Linked DNA regions of Homo sapiens: region 1 is linked to region 2. Evidence: chromatin contacts called from ENCODE Hi-C data. All regions are on one chromosome and are shown on one strand. The core of a region is the stretch at or near the end of the contact, and the rest is flanking DNA. Distances in the headings are between cores, read along the strand shown. Region 1 overlaps NPAS3 (neuronal PAS domain protein 3). Region 2 overlaps NPAS3 (neuronal PAS domain protein 3).

Region 1 (6,846 bases), core at 4,043-6,542, 560 kb before region 2:
ATCGATGCCATTAAGTACCCTACTTTAGAGGCTCAGTCCCAGCTTGGTGGGAATGTGAATATTTGGGGCTCAAAGTCACAGACTCTCTTGGAGCTGGCCCTAGTACCTGCCTTTAGTAGAGGCCGAGAGCTAGCTATGAGGTTAGAGCAGGGCTCCTTCTGTATGGCCAGTGGATTGACATTAAGTGATTGCTAATAGCAATCAATCTCTTTCTGTATATTTAAAGAAAGAGATCTGTCAGATCTCAAAAGATCTCTTTGTTCTGTGAGTATATATACACACAAAAACATATATATATATATATGTATATATATACACACACACAGATGTATTTATCCAGCACTACATATCTATATGTATTGTGTGTATATATACCTATATAGTACATACAGGTATGTAGTGGTGTACAATTATATATATGTGTGTCTGGAGAGAGGCAGACACTCAGTAATAACTTGATGTGACATATGTCTCTCTGAAATGTGACCAGTTGCTTTGCCTCTGATGATGGCCCTCTGGCTGTTGCCCACCCCCTGCGCGTGGTGGGCAAGCTTCACTGAAGAACATGGAAAAGAAGGAATAATACCTGTAATACCTGAGGTGTCTTTAGAGTCTGACTCAGAGTCGGATGTCTCCGAGGATTCGGAAGTTTTCTCCGGCAGATGGGGGAGCTGTGCGATGTCCATGGGTGTGTCCTTGTACTCAGGATTGCTGTGGAAGGGAGGCACTGGTCAGGAGTGCAGACACCCATTCTGCATGGTTTGTTTGGACCATCTTCTCCCCCACTTCTTTGTCCCAGACTTCTGGAGTTTAGAAAGTTTCAAAGACTAAACATGAAATCATTTCTCAGCTCTTCATGGGATTTTATGGAAGCTTGGCTTGCATGTGCCAAGGCACAGGTGCACCCTGCTGCAATGATCGAATACCCAAATCCCTGAAAGCCATGGAGAGAAGCTTTTAAATAATCAGGTACCACTGGGGGTCAGGAAACTGTGCTGCTTGACAGTACACCTGGGGGAAGGGAGGATGAGAAGTACTCTCAACAATTCATTCCCATGTCTCCTGGTGTGTCGTGTCTTCTCTTGGGCTCCTAATGAGTCCATGGCCTCAGTACCTTTGTTTTGGGCCCTTGATGTAGCTTCTCAGCCGCTCAGATGGCTCCCACGCTATTGGTGGGGCAGCAGAGCCTTTGGTGCCTATCTGACAGATGCACAGGTGCACCTTGGGATGCATGGATTATGGCTACCAAACTGTCAACACACCCATTACAATCACATTTTCATCTGCTCGTGTGGTGTACACCTGTGGCTTGTTAGCTGGAAATCTGATTGCAGTGGGGAGAGTCCCAGTGTGAAAGAGGCCCTAACAGAAGGGATCTAACCTCACTTGCACAAATGTGCTTAATTTTTGTTCTATTTTTAGTTTGGAAACAAGGCTCTTTTGGAAGAGAGAGCATGTTGAGTCAGTTTGACCTGTCTTCTGGAAATGCCACTCCAAGGCCACCTGATGGATGAGGAGAGTAGGCTCCTGTAATCTGAAGGCACAAGGAAATCCTCCTGCTTCAAAATGGGAAATGCCTCTTCGATTTTTCCATGATGGCTAGCCAAGCAGAGACTTAAAATTGATGATTACTGACTCATTTGCTAATCTCTAGCGAAATTCCTATAGTAAAGAGTCACTGTTTCAGTAACTACTCTAAAACTGCAAATGTTCCTGGGAGGGGTAATTCACTAAAATGGATTATCAGGCATTTACTCCTTCGTGTGAATTAGCTTCAGCAGCAAAGCTTTCTCTAGATAATCAGATGAGACTAATGGTGGGAAGGTGGACTCTGTCTCTGAATACTCTGAGTCTATAATTCTGTTAAGTATCACGAGGGAATGGGAAGAAGACTGGAGGAGCAGTAGTTTCAGAACAGGGAAGGACAAGCCTGGATTGGGGCCTGGGTGCAAGGGTTCTGGGCAGGAAGAAGTGATGTGAAAGTATTGCTCAGGGAAGAATAATAGACAAGAATGTGGGAAAGAAAACCAAACTTCTGTAGTTGCTATATTGCCAGGGCCACATCATTTTCTTACTAGATCTTTACCCTATAGAGGTGATACCAGTAAATGGCTGTCTTGGTGGAGTTTCCCCTGCTAAAGCCCATCTACCTTAGTCTTCTTTGGGGGCTCACAGATCACTTGCCCTACAATTTACAGTCCTTTATCATTGACTTCAGGGAGTGTTTTTAGGTCAGCTAAAACAGGTCTTCTATGCCTGAGATTGAAGCTTTTGAGGTTGAAGACTGGTCTTTGATACCTAAACTTCCTTCCTATCCATATGGGATTTGATGGAATAGAATCACCAAAGCTCATGAGTTTGTACCATCGGATCCTAGGCTAGATCAATGGTATTCAGAGACTGATTGCTTAGCTCTTCTTACTCCTTGCATTTGTGGGCAGAGGAGGAAGTCATGAGGCTGATGAGGCAGTAAGAAAGATCCAGATAGGAAGAAATCTCAGAGAATGGGAGTAACAACTACATAGATGACTTCAGTATCTATGTTTCATCAACATGGGAGCCAGACACTGCTAGCCCTAGGGTGCCTGTTTCCAGCGTTTAATTCTTACTGGTGATGGGTCTCCTTGTCACAATATCATTTTGCCTAGCAAAAGAATGTCAGTGCCACAAGACCTTATTCCATTTTCTGTCTGGCATGTGAGTTTTTATAACCACCTGCATTCCCTATAGTAATTATTCCATAAAACTCTATGTACAAGGATTCCTTGATATCAGAACTCATCTTGAACACATCACAAACACGGGGGAGACTTTGCACGGAAATCAGGCCTTGGAGAAAGCCACACTCAATACACATACTTTTACCTTTAGAGAGAATTAATGTAGAGCAGAAGAGGTCAAAAAAAAGGAAATAGAAAGTAGATAAATGAAGACTCTTTTAAGTGGTGCACATTAAGGCCCTCTCTAGAGCAATAATCATTAGTGTCTGATTGATATGCTGTTGGTAGCAAGCACATTCATGCCTTCAAGTCATCACCAAAGTATGTGAACACACTCTGAAGGGCCAGTGTGCTGATGAGCCATGGTTGTTAGCTTCCCAGCTCCACTTGGCTGTCTCAAAGAAAAATGGGATTCAGGTACTCCCTGTCTAAATTATCAGCCAAAGGGCACCAACTTCCATTCCCAAGACCTATTGGAAATTTTCCTACTCAGACCACGTGTGGGCTCTGCTTGGTGGCTTTAGGCCAGGAGAAGCCAAAGACCAGAATGATGGGGGTGGGAGGGAGCCAGGCCAAGTGCAGGATTGGTGGAGAACTTCCCAGAAAGCCTGCCCCCAAACTCAAGATGGCCCAATCTGTGGGTCTTGGTTACTTTTCTGCTAGTTTGAATCCAAAGGCAGAATGTAGACTGGGAAGGGGAGAGAAATGGTGTCTCACACCAGAATTTAGGAAGCAGTTGAGCTTGGGCTCACTTGCAGATAGACTGTTAAGGACACATTTTAAGAGCAGTAAAGCTTGCCAAAGATCACAAAGCAGTGGGCCAAAAAAAAAAAAAAATTGCCTTCATTTTTTACACCGCTATTGTTTGATTCCGGCAAAGCAACTCACTTTGTTTACCGAAACTTTAATGCCCAGGAAGTCAAACCCTATGTAATATGCTAAGGGCATCAAAGGGAAGAAATATAAGAGGAATATAATGTTCCCTGCCACTTTTCTCCCGCTCTGTTTTACTTCATTTCCACAAGAACTGGAGTGTGTGAGTGTGTGTGTGCTGGGGAAGAGGAGATGCTTTTTGAATGCTTCAGCTGTAGGCTGAAGTCTGTATTATTCTGGCCTAAGCATTTGTGGGAAAACCAAAGCAACTTCTGCAGAGATGCCCAAATGTTGACAGACCAAGAATGATTGAAAATCTTGAAATCTTTCCTGCAAGTCCCTTCCAACATAGTTTGATCTTCTCACATTTATTTGAATCTTGTGGAAAGAACAGCAGAATTGCCATGAAATTCCACACCAGGTACTGTCAAAAGATAATATTCACAACATGTCGGCTATTAACCATAGCCATATTTTATATGGCATATTTTATAACCAGGACAGAAATAGAAAAGAAGTAGAAAATATACCTAAGAAGGTAATTCACCCAGATGATATTCTTTTCATTTGCATTCTTGGCATTAATAGCTATGGTGGCACTGGACTGTATCCAAATATATCCTCCGTTCTTCTGCATCCAGCGATAGTACTTTGTCACACACTGACCCTTATTCAGCACTGGCGAAAAAAAACAAAACAGAGGCATTGTATTAAGACTGGGATCAAATAACTTTTTTTTTTTTTTTATCTCTGCAAAACCTTAAGCCTAAAAATGGGAGGACCTACACCAAGCCAGGGTGACCCTCTGTATGCTTAATATAGAATGCCATTAGTAGGACAAATGAAATCAATTCAGTGGAGCGGCAGCTCTGGAGCCAGGGTTACTGGCATTTGTAGCAAGACTTTATTCCGTTTTGGGCAGCCATGGTGTGAAAAGAATAAAAGGACTACAAATCTCTTTGGCTCACAGAACACCTAATGCGGTGTGGATATTGTCAATGGATTTGACATCAGATGGTAAGAAAGGCAAATTTGTATGTGATTTATTCATAGCTTGGAGGTAGACCTCTTTGAGATTCTGGATATTTGAATGGTTCCAAAGATGCTTTACCCCTCGTCTTTGATCGTTTCTCCTCCGTGTGAGCAATCTCAACCCGCGTCCTTATATGTCTGTTCCTTTTGATCTTGTCTAACAGAATTTATAGTCCTCCGATGAACTAAATTTACACTGGTCAGTCGGGGGAGATTCTGGTGAGACTTCGCTGAATGTTGGAACAAAATAAATTCCCCAGTGGAGTCAGAGAGAAACACTGGCCTAAGGGAGGCACAGAATTGACTTGGCTGGAGCCAAACAGAGTGACAGCTCCACACAGACTCTGAAATATGGCCCCAAATGAAGGAGCAAGTAAAAACAATCAGTAATGTGAAACGGTGCCATTAAATACCCACTGAAAGAGAGCTTTAAAATGCAGATGTTAAAAATGATACTTGAACCAAAATCTCGCCAAGTTGAAATTGATTTGATTTGTATCTGGGTACTCCTGAGCTAGTAAAAGGGGAAAGCACAGTAAATCATCCCCTGAAATAAAGTGCTGTGGATGGGAATGGTTTAAAAGGGTGCCGGAAATGTGGAAAACCTGCTGTTATTACTTGGCTGCGGATCGCAGCAACTCGGCGCCCCGCGAAAGCTCACCGGCTGGCTGGCCACTAGAGGGCAGTGTGCACTCATCTACGTCGCCCACTTTTGGCATGTCCTTGCCTCCGTCTGCTGAAATGAAAAACCTCTAACTGCTGTAATAAATTTGGCTAAATTAGCTGCTAAATGGTTATCTCAAGTAATATGTATTTGCATTAATCATCTTGCTCTAAACCAGAACAAGCCAGAGTCCTAAAGACGTAGTAAATTCATATTGTCCATTTAATTACGGCTAATAAGTGCTTCATATACAACAGTTTCATGAAGTACATTTAGATTTTTTTTTTTTTTTTTTTTGGAGGGGGGTGGATGGGTGTGAAGGGAAGTCACTTTGGAAAAGGGCTGTGTTTAAGGCTGTGGAAGCTCTTCTCATCTTGTCCTGAGCCACTCTTCCTGGCTCTGAAAGTGCCACATCCATCTATTACATCCATAAACATATAAACTTGGAAGGTTTTCTTCCATTCTCCTTTTTTTTCTCACAGCACACTAACGGGACCGTTGTAAAATTTGGTAATTATGTCTTAACTGTTACTTGAAAAAGCCTCACTTTGATGAGTGTTTCAAATCATAACAAGTTTCATTCTGAAACTCCTCACCAGTTTAGGGTGTTTTGAAGGCCCGGAACTGTCACCTTCTCTTGGTGGCGTGGCTCCACAGGTTGCATTGTACTCTCCTTTTGTAGGCAATTGTAAGTTCTGCCATTCTGCATGCATGGCTTCCCAGGCTACAAAACTGCGTGGTGAAGCTGAAAGCAGTAAAATACTAACTCTGCCATACAGCTCTTCTGTCAAACCATTGTTGCATGCAACAAGATGTGCTTTTATTCAAATCCTCTCAACCTGGTTAACTATTAACAGAGGAACGATGGGTTATATAATTCTGTCCACTATTTTCACAGAGAAAACTTACAGCACCCCAATCAGTGGTTGGGGGTATAATTCTGTCTGCTTTGTGTCTGGAATGAGGAATAATTCCAAATGGTTCTAGTATGTTTAACAAAGGCAAAGAGACTAAGAAGCCCCTTTTTAGAATCACATGAAGAATACATTGAGATGGCAGGCCAGATCAGCACAGCCTGCCTGGGAGTTCTAGACTAGAATTTGACCAAAAGCAGGCAAAATTTTAAAAAGAATTATCTCCACTTTACAAAGTATACAAAAGGGGCAAAGGGATAAAGGAGTTATAATATCAAATTAGAATCTGCAGAATCAATGTAAAGATCACCCCCTCCTTCCTGATAATACTTTCTCTTAATAAAATCCCAATTTGGAAATAGACATCCAGCCAAACGTTTGGCCTCCCCAGTGGTCTGCACGTATGTGTAGCGAAGGGGGCTGAAAGGCTTCTTTGCTAAGGGACCGTATGGTGTCATCTTTTTGAATTACAGTAGGATGACTCTGGGTCTACCTAAATGGATCTGTGTTTCCTGAGAAGATAAATCCAGCACTCGTTTGTTAGGGCCCATGAATATAATAATACAGCTTTCTTTATCACCCAGGCCAAGGGTCAGCTAGCAAGAGAGGAGAGCTAAATATGAGAGGGGCAGGACAGGTGACT
Region 2 (6,998 bases), core at 529-3,028:
AGTCATACCTGGCTCAAGCAAATTCACAGGAATATAACATGAATAATTTTGTGTCTCCAATATTTTCCTGGAATATATAGCTATTAAATACAAATCAACAGCCCAAATTTATTGTTTATAGATTTTTCATTCCATTACTTTAAGAAAAATTAAACGTTAAAAATATGAACCTAAAATATATATTTGAGGGGAGTCATCAATTGCTTTAGCAAAATAACTGATTTTACAAAATACAAATTGCTATAGAAATCCTTTACATAAGAGAATTTCTCTGATATATAAAAACTGTGATTTTTATGAACTTATAAAATATTTTATAAACAATTGTCCAGGACTTGTCATTTCACAAAGTGTAGTAACCCTGCACTGGCAAGCTTGCACGAGCAAACAGAATTGTAATTTTCAGTGTAAATCCTTATTAAACTGAAGGAATATTTGAAGAACACTTGAGTAACAATGAAGTATGATCTAGCAGGTCACCTGAATGACTATCTTTAGAAGCGTATCTGCATTGGTAGAGTGAAATAATGCAATTTTAGCAACTTCCCACAATCACGGTTTGTGTTTTTCATTAGTATACATAAAAGGTAACAGTTTCAGGGGACAGAGAAAATGAACATAAGTGGTTTGCATTCTGACTGGAGCAAAAATACCCCTGGTTTAATACGACATTTACTCCATTTAATTGAGCATTTTTCACACCTATTCAGAATATGAAAAGAACGTATATTTTAAAAGAAAAATAAGAATAACAAAAGTCCCAACTCAGAATTAGAGAAAGCCTTTGATCAAGGCAGTGAACATTCTACAGTTCACTTTACTGTGTTCTCTTAAAATACTCTATGGTCTTCTCTGCTCCGTGTCACCCTTATAGAATAAGTCTGTATTAAATGTTATGTCATTTTGGAGTATATGATTTCATATTTTAATAATCTAGAGTAGATGTAATTCTCTTTTATGTAAATATTAGGTGTACTGTTGAATAAAAATAAAAGATGAGGATTCTATCAGATTTTATCCTCTGCTGTTAGTAGAAGTTTGAGTGTTCTTTCCAAGGGTCTTTAATTTATGGAAATCATCTTATTTTCTTAACTCCATCCGTGGGTTCAAAGCTAGCAGAGTCTGTTGCTGTAGATTTGGGATAGCCAGAGCACAGAGGACAGATCTGAAAACAGACCAGGTTTTGATACCAGAAAAACTGCATGGTGTCTATGATGTTAAACTACAGAGAATTAACACATAATAGTTTGGCGCTGGTTGTGTAAACGCTTCTGGCATTTCCTTCAGCACTTAAACTCATTTTCAGAGAATGGACTGCTGTAAAAGAATGCAGGCTCATTAAGAGTTTATTTCCTCAAAATGCTGAAGGATAACAAGTTTCTGCTGTGAGGGGATCAGCAAACTGCATTTATCTCTTTAGCTGGGGAGAAAGACCCCAAAGCTTTCTGTTTTTCAGCAGGCATCACAGGTCTGAAAATGAAGAATTTCATCTTGTCACACCCTGCCTTACCTCGTTTCAGGGCTGGCTGTGTTTTCGTTCCACAGAATGAAATTTTAGCAGGAGCAGAAGCCAAATGCTTAAAATGAATGATCAACTTACAATTCGTATGAATCTATTCTTTCATGCTGCTCTGCTTAAAAATAGCATCATAAATGCACATCTGCAAAGACTGTGCAACCCCCCTTTCCTGAATTGTACAAATTATTAGAGTCGTTGACAAAAGATTTTTTTGTTTAGGGGTTGGTCTGGGCACTCTCTTTGGCAGACTGCCACTTTTCTAGCAGTAGAAATATTGCTTGCAGAAAGCCACATTGTACAGAACAGCTGTTCTGCTAAAACATTGAGCTAGCAACCCAAGAAATGACTGACTTCACATGTGAAGCAAAATTGTTCCCTCCCTTTGTGCTAATTTAAATGAAATAAAAGTACAAAACATGCTCTTTCGCACCGTCTAGTCTTCCCTCGCAAATACAGGCTTTAAGTGAGATGCATGTGAGCGGGCGGGAAGGTGAGCACGTGACTCTGAGCCCTGCCTCAGTAGCAGGCTTGAACTGTGGCCACTCGACTTCCCGGCTCCCTGGATGATAGCTACTCTTTTGATCTTTCTATATTCAGGTCTTAGATGCCAAGGGATTTTCTACAAACTACATACATTAAGATTTCACAACTTAAAAATACACTTCATTCAAACTTCTCTCTTTCCATCTCTATGAAAAGCAAAGCTATCAGAGAGAAGATACTAAAAGAGTATGTTTGATTAAGCTCTTGTTTATAAGTATGGTATGTGATTCATGCCTTTAGTTGTTTGGTAAGTATATTCAGATAACAGAGATATGCATGAGTAGTCTGTGTTCTACATGGCATTGGGTATCCTGTTTAAAATACTTTTCTGAGAGGAAAAACCATCGTGAGTTTACCTTACATCTGGAGGGCCACAATTCTCATTAAATGTCATCACATTCAAATATTTAACTATATTTATGCATAATAAATTCCCCAACACCAACGGATATCTAAAATATAGACCTGGCAAATACTTCAAAGTAGAGGTTCAAAAAATAATTTACTTGGAAAATAATACGATATTTTATTTTGAAAGTACTGTATACATATTCATTATGATCACCTATTTAAAACTGTAATAAGGACTACCGTCTTTTTCTCCTTTCGCGTTAATCATCCTGGATCCCACAGTACTTTGTCTGCTTAAACCTCTTTCAACATGAATAATACCCTACTTTATTATTTGGTGAGAATGCGTCACTCCCTCCTAGTGGCTTATAAACTCCTAGAGGAGATGGTTCGCTTTTTTCCCCCACTTTGCATCCCCCAGAGAGCCTAGTACAGAGTCTTGCAATATAATAAATATTCAAATATTTAGAGGATGAATAGGTGAGTAAATTAAAGGAGAAAATAACCCATTTCGGATCCCTGATGACAACAAAAAATTGATATCTTAAAACCTACTATAAGATTATATCTATTAAGCCAAAATTCTGAGAAAGGAAATGTCAGCTCTATTCACTGTTTCAGCAAATTGGCCTTTCCTTTCAGATGCAGTATATTTTAAGAATTTTTTTGTTTTCCTATCAACTCAATGAAATATCTACATTAACAGTTTATAAAATCAACTTCTACATGTCTCGTTAAGTATTAAACATCAAGCTGCCAAAACACACCCAAATCACCCATCATCTAAGAAATGCTTCAAATATCCTCCACTTTATCAAATGATACAAGTTAAGACTTTTTACATGCTAGAATTCCCCCAAAAAACTGTGCATGTTGAGCTACCTCTTCCTTCTGATTAATATCATTTTAAAACCATAATCTTAAAAACAAAAGCCCTAATTAGAATGTGTACTAAAAATCACAAACGGGAATCCTAATATACCTTTGAAAGTTCCTATGTGAATATAAGCCTCCCAACACAATCTCAGCTCACTGCAGTAGACGGTATAGACAAGCTGGGTTCACAGGTCCAACTATGCCATTTTTTTCAGTCAAGAAAACTGAAGCAAAAAAATGTGTTCACAGTCCCAAAGATTTGAACTCAGGAGTGTTCAACTCCACTGACCAGAAAACCTTACTACCAATAAGCCATTCTGAAGATACATTAAAATGACCGGGATGATTAATTTTCACTGCATTCCTACATTTTGCTGGATTCTCTAGCCTGGGATACATGAACTGTACCTTTATTACAGGTTGTTAGAACTCCTTGTGTTATGAACTGAATGTTTGTGTCCCCTCCTAAAATCCAAATGTTGAAAGTCAAAATCCCCATTGTGATGGTACTTGGAGGTGGAATCATTGGGAGGTAATTGTCACAGAGGGCGGAACCCTCATGAATGAGATTAGAGACACAGGAGACATAATCTTTCTTTCTCTTTCCATCTTGTACGGATATGACAAGAAAATGGCTATGTGACCCAGGAGGATAGCCTTCACGAAGAACCTCACCATGCTGGTACCTTGATCTTGGATTTCCAGCCTCCAGACTGTGAGAAATTTTTTTTTCAAATGTTGTTTAAGCCAATCCATCTATAGTATTCTGTTATAGCAGTCCAAACTAAGACACCCTAGCAAGAGTCCCCTTTTCTAATCTCAGTAAAAGTATTATTTTAGTTTTCCAATTGGAGTTGTTCGTATAGCAACAAATTCAGTCACTGACTCACAACAAGGAGGTTGAGTCTGATTGCCTACCAGATGTGAATCACAACATAGCAGAGGCTGAACAACTTGTTACAGATTTTTCTGCAACTTCAGGAGCTCAGTATCCATAGAAGATATAATGAAAAGCACTTTAGGTCAGGTGTCAGCTAAGCAAATATCACTGCACCACTTTACAAACGTCCCTGAGAACATCCAAAATGAGGCTTACCTGCATCAACATCCCTGCTTCCTTTCATATGTCTCTAGGACATACTGCATTTTACATATTTTTTAATGTTATCTTCATGCCTCTTTTCAAAATGGAAAATAATAGCAATTTTGCTTTTATGCTAAAATTCTTGTAAAAACCTGGATAGTATTCATCTATTTTTATAGAAGAAAGCCAATATTTTAAAGTATTTATATAAAACCCAAACTGTGTACACAGTCTGTTTTTATCATCAGTGCTGATATTCAACAGTCTTATTTCCCAAACTGTAAAATTATACGTAAATAATATGCTTTAATTACAAAACATTACTGAAATTTAAGTATCTGTAGTGCTTTGGGAAGTTATTCCTATGAACTCACTGAATTTTAGTGTCTTTCAAGCACTTAGTACGGTAGCATTCACCCTTGGAGCACTCAGCCAATACCTGGTGACTGACTGCTCCCAATGGGCAACAGCAGAAGACCACAGGAGCTATTTCCTAGCAACTGTATTTGGTTTCTTGAGTGTAAGTTATGAAAATTATATTATGTTATATAATTTAGCCACATTTATTCATTTTATATAGACATTGGTTTTGGAGATATGTTAAATTTTACCCGCAAAAAACTAGGTTAGATTTACCAATTTTATTCATTGTATTGCTGATAATAATACCACTAAATACACAGATCTCAAACATCTTATTTCTAATGATTTTTAATGATGGTTACAGTCACAACATACTTTAAACCATCAGTTGGATCAGGAAGACAACTAATAAATTATGTGGAAAAATAAATCAAAACTATTAATTAACCTAAACTGATCAGTTGTTTGATTAGCCACGTCAAAATGACCAAACAATAGTCCTGTGTAGACAATGTTTTCATCATGCTTCTCTTCATTAAGATCATGCATTTAAAAAGACTATGTGAATAGCCTTAGTCTGGATCATTTGCTATATTAAAGTGAGAAAGCTGCCAAAAGTAATAAGCCAAATGATACCACTGACTTAATATGACTTTTCACTTAATTTTTTCGGTGACATACACAATGCATATACATCTATGGATAGCTATTGAAACATGCCAACATCACACTCCTGGCTGGTACATAATTTAGTCATGACAGCCATCATGACAAATAGACTTATGTACATACATTAGCACTGAAGATAATTTTTTTAAAAAACATATTTCTGGCCATTCATTGTTGTTGCAATATGTTTTAAACAAATACAAGAATCGACCTTTTACAACTCAAAGTATGCTTTCTACCATAATGGTTTCTAAAATAGGTACCTAAGTCCACCTCCAGTTCTAATGGTCCCAACAGGAGTTGGCTATCTATGGCATGCATGCAGGTCTAATCTAGCCTGCCACCTGTTTCTGTACCACCCACAAGCTAAGAATGCATTGTCCTTGTTGTTTTAATTTTTTAAATAGTTGAAAAAAACTCTTAAGAATAATATTTCATGACATGTCATAATTTGATTTCAATGTCCACAAATAAAGTTTTATTAAAACAGCCAAATGCATTCCATTACAGCTTGTCTATATAGCTACTTTTGCACTATAAAAGTAGGGCTGAGCAGTTGCAGCAGAGACCTTATGGCCAACAACAGCTAAATTATTTACTATCTGATCCTTTACAGAAAACGTTGGCTGACTCCTGTTATAGAACTCTATAACTAGGTTTTGTCTTGGCTTTCTAACCTTGCCTTTTAGGCACTCTTTGACCAAGACTGGAAGAATAGAAAATGTAATACTAGTCATAACCTTCACAAGAAAAAGAAGGAGACTAACCAGAGCACCTGTGCTCATGTATGACTCTTAAATGGAAATAATTTATAAATTTTAAAGAAAACTTATGTATGACTCTCTATGGCAATAGTTCAGTTATAAAGTCTTAAGCAAACTATGTAAACAGACTAACCAATTTCCTCCCTTCCATTTCCATTGATTGATATTGTAACTGTCAGTTAATCACGTTTCCTAATACAATCAGCCATGAAGCACTTTAGAATGTTGAGCATTTGGGGACTCAATATTGACCAGTTAGAAAGGCAGGAAAGTGGGAAATAACAAGTTTCCATTTGGACAGAGGCTTGTTTTTCTAATGTTTCTATCATCAGAGTGAATTCTAGTGATTTTTTTAAAATAAAACTTTTTATTTTGAAACACTTTTAGATTTATAGAGAATTTCGTGTACTGATGCAAAGACACTACAGAAAGGTCCCATCTATGCTTCAGCCAGTTTCCTAATGCCTTCTTAAAATTATTCTTTTCATAGAATTATTCTTTTCATAGAATCATGTTGTGATTTCATAGAATCATAACATGATAAAATGTTATCATTTGCTCTAAAATGGGCCAGGGTCTAACATGAGCTAGATTTGTGGATAAATGTTCACATATAATGTAAATGGGGAAAAGGGATTCCAATCGTAAGTAGCGGAACATAGAGAGAAAAGTCTCTTTATTATGGAAGAAAATGTTCTAAACTAGGATCACAGAGGCCCAAATTCTAGTTCCAACTCTGTAACTGACTTTGTTAAAAGACCAGGCAATCTGGTCTTTTAACAAAAAAAATATCTATTGGCCTTCCTTTAGAATGCTGAGGTTCTGACAT

What was found. Hi-C counts contacts between places; a loop is a spot of excess contacts on that map. Pooled maps may share reads with other maps.
Region 1: a map of mammary epithelial cell shows a loop between it and region 2 (3-fold over the local background). The contact joins two enhancer-like sites. A Hi-C loop is called at or near these places in 2 of 168 maps with a recorded cell type or tissue (MCF 10A and mammary epithelial cell) and 8 of 50 pooled maps.

The regions. Positions count from the first base shown.
Region 1 is chr14:33,791,322-33,798,167 of GRCh38, reverse strand. It overlaps NPAS3 (neuronal PAS domain protein 3), which reads right to left. Exons shown (of 12, transcript NM_001164749.2): 10 at 4,124-4,271; 11 at 587-711. Among named protein-coding and RNA genes, the nearest start is that of SNORA89, 86 kb to the right of the region's middle. Within about 2 kb of position 5,292, at least 2 of the 41 ENCODE cell types and tissues checked have a DNase peak (open chromatin) inside an H3K27ac peak, as active enhancers do.
Region 2 is chr14:33,224,496-33,231,493 of GRCh38, reverse strand. The region is part of intron 3 of NPAS3 (neuronal PAS domain protein 3); the gene reads right to left. Among named protein-coding and RNA genes, the nearest start is that of NPAS3, 290 kb to the right of the region's middle. Within about 2 kb of position 1,778, at least 2 of the 41 ENCODE cell types and tissues checked have a DNase peak (open chromatin) inside an H3K27ac peak, as active enhancers do.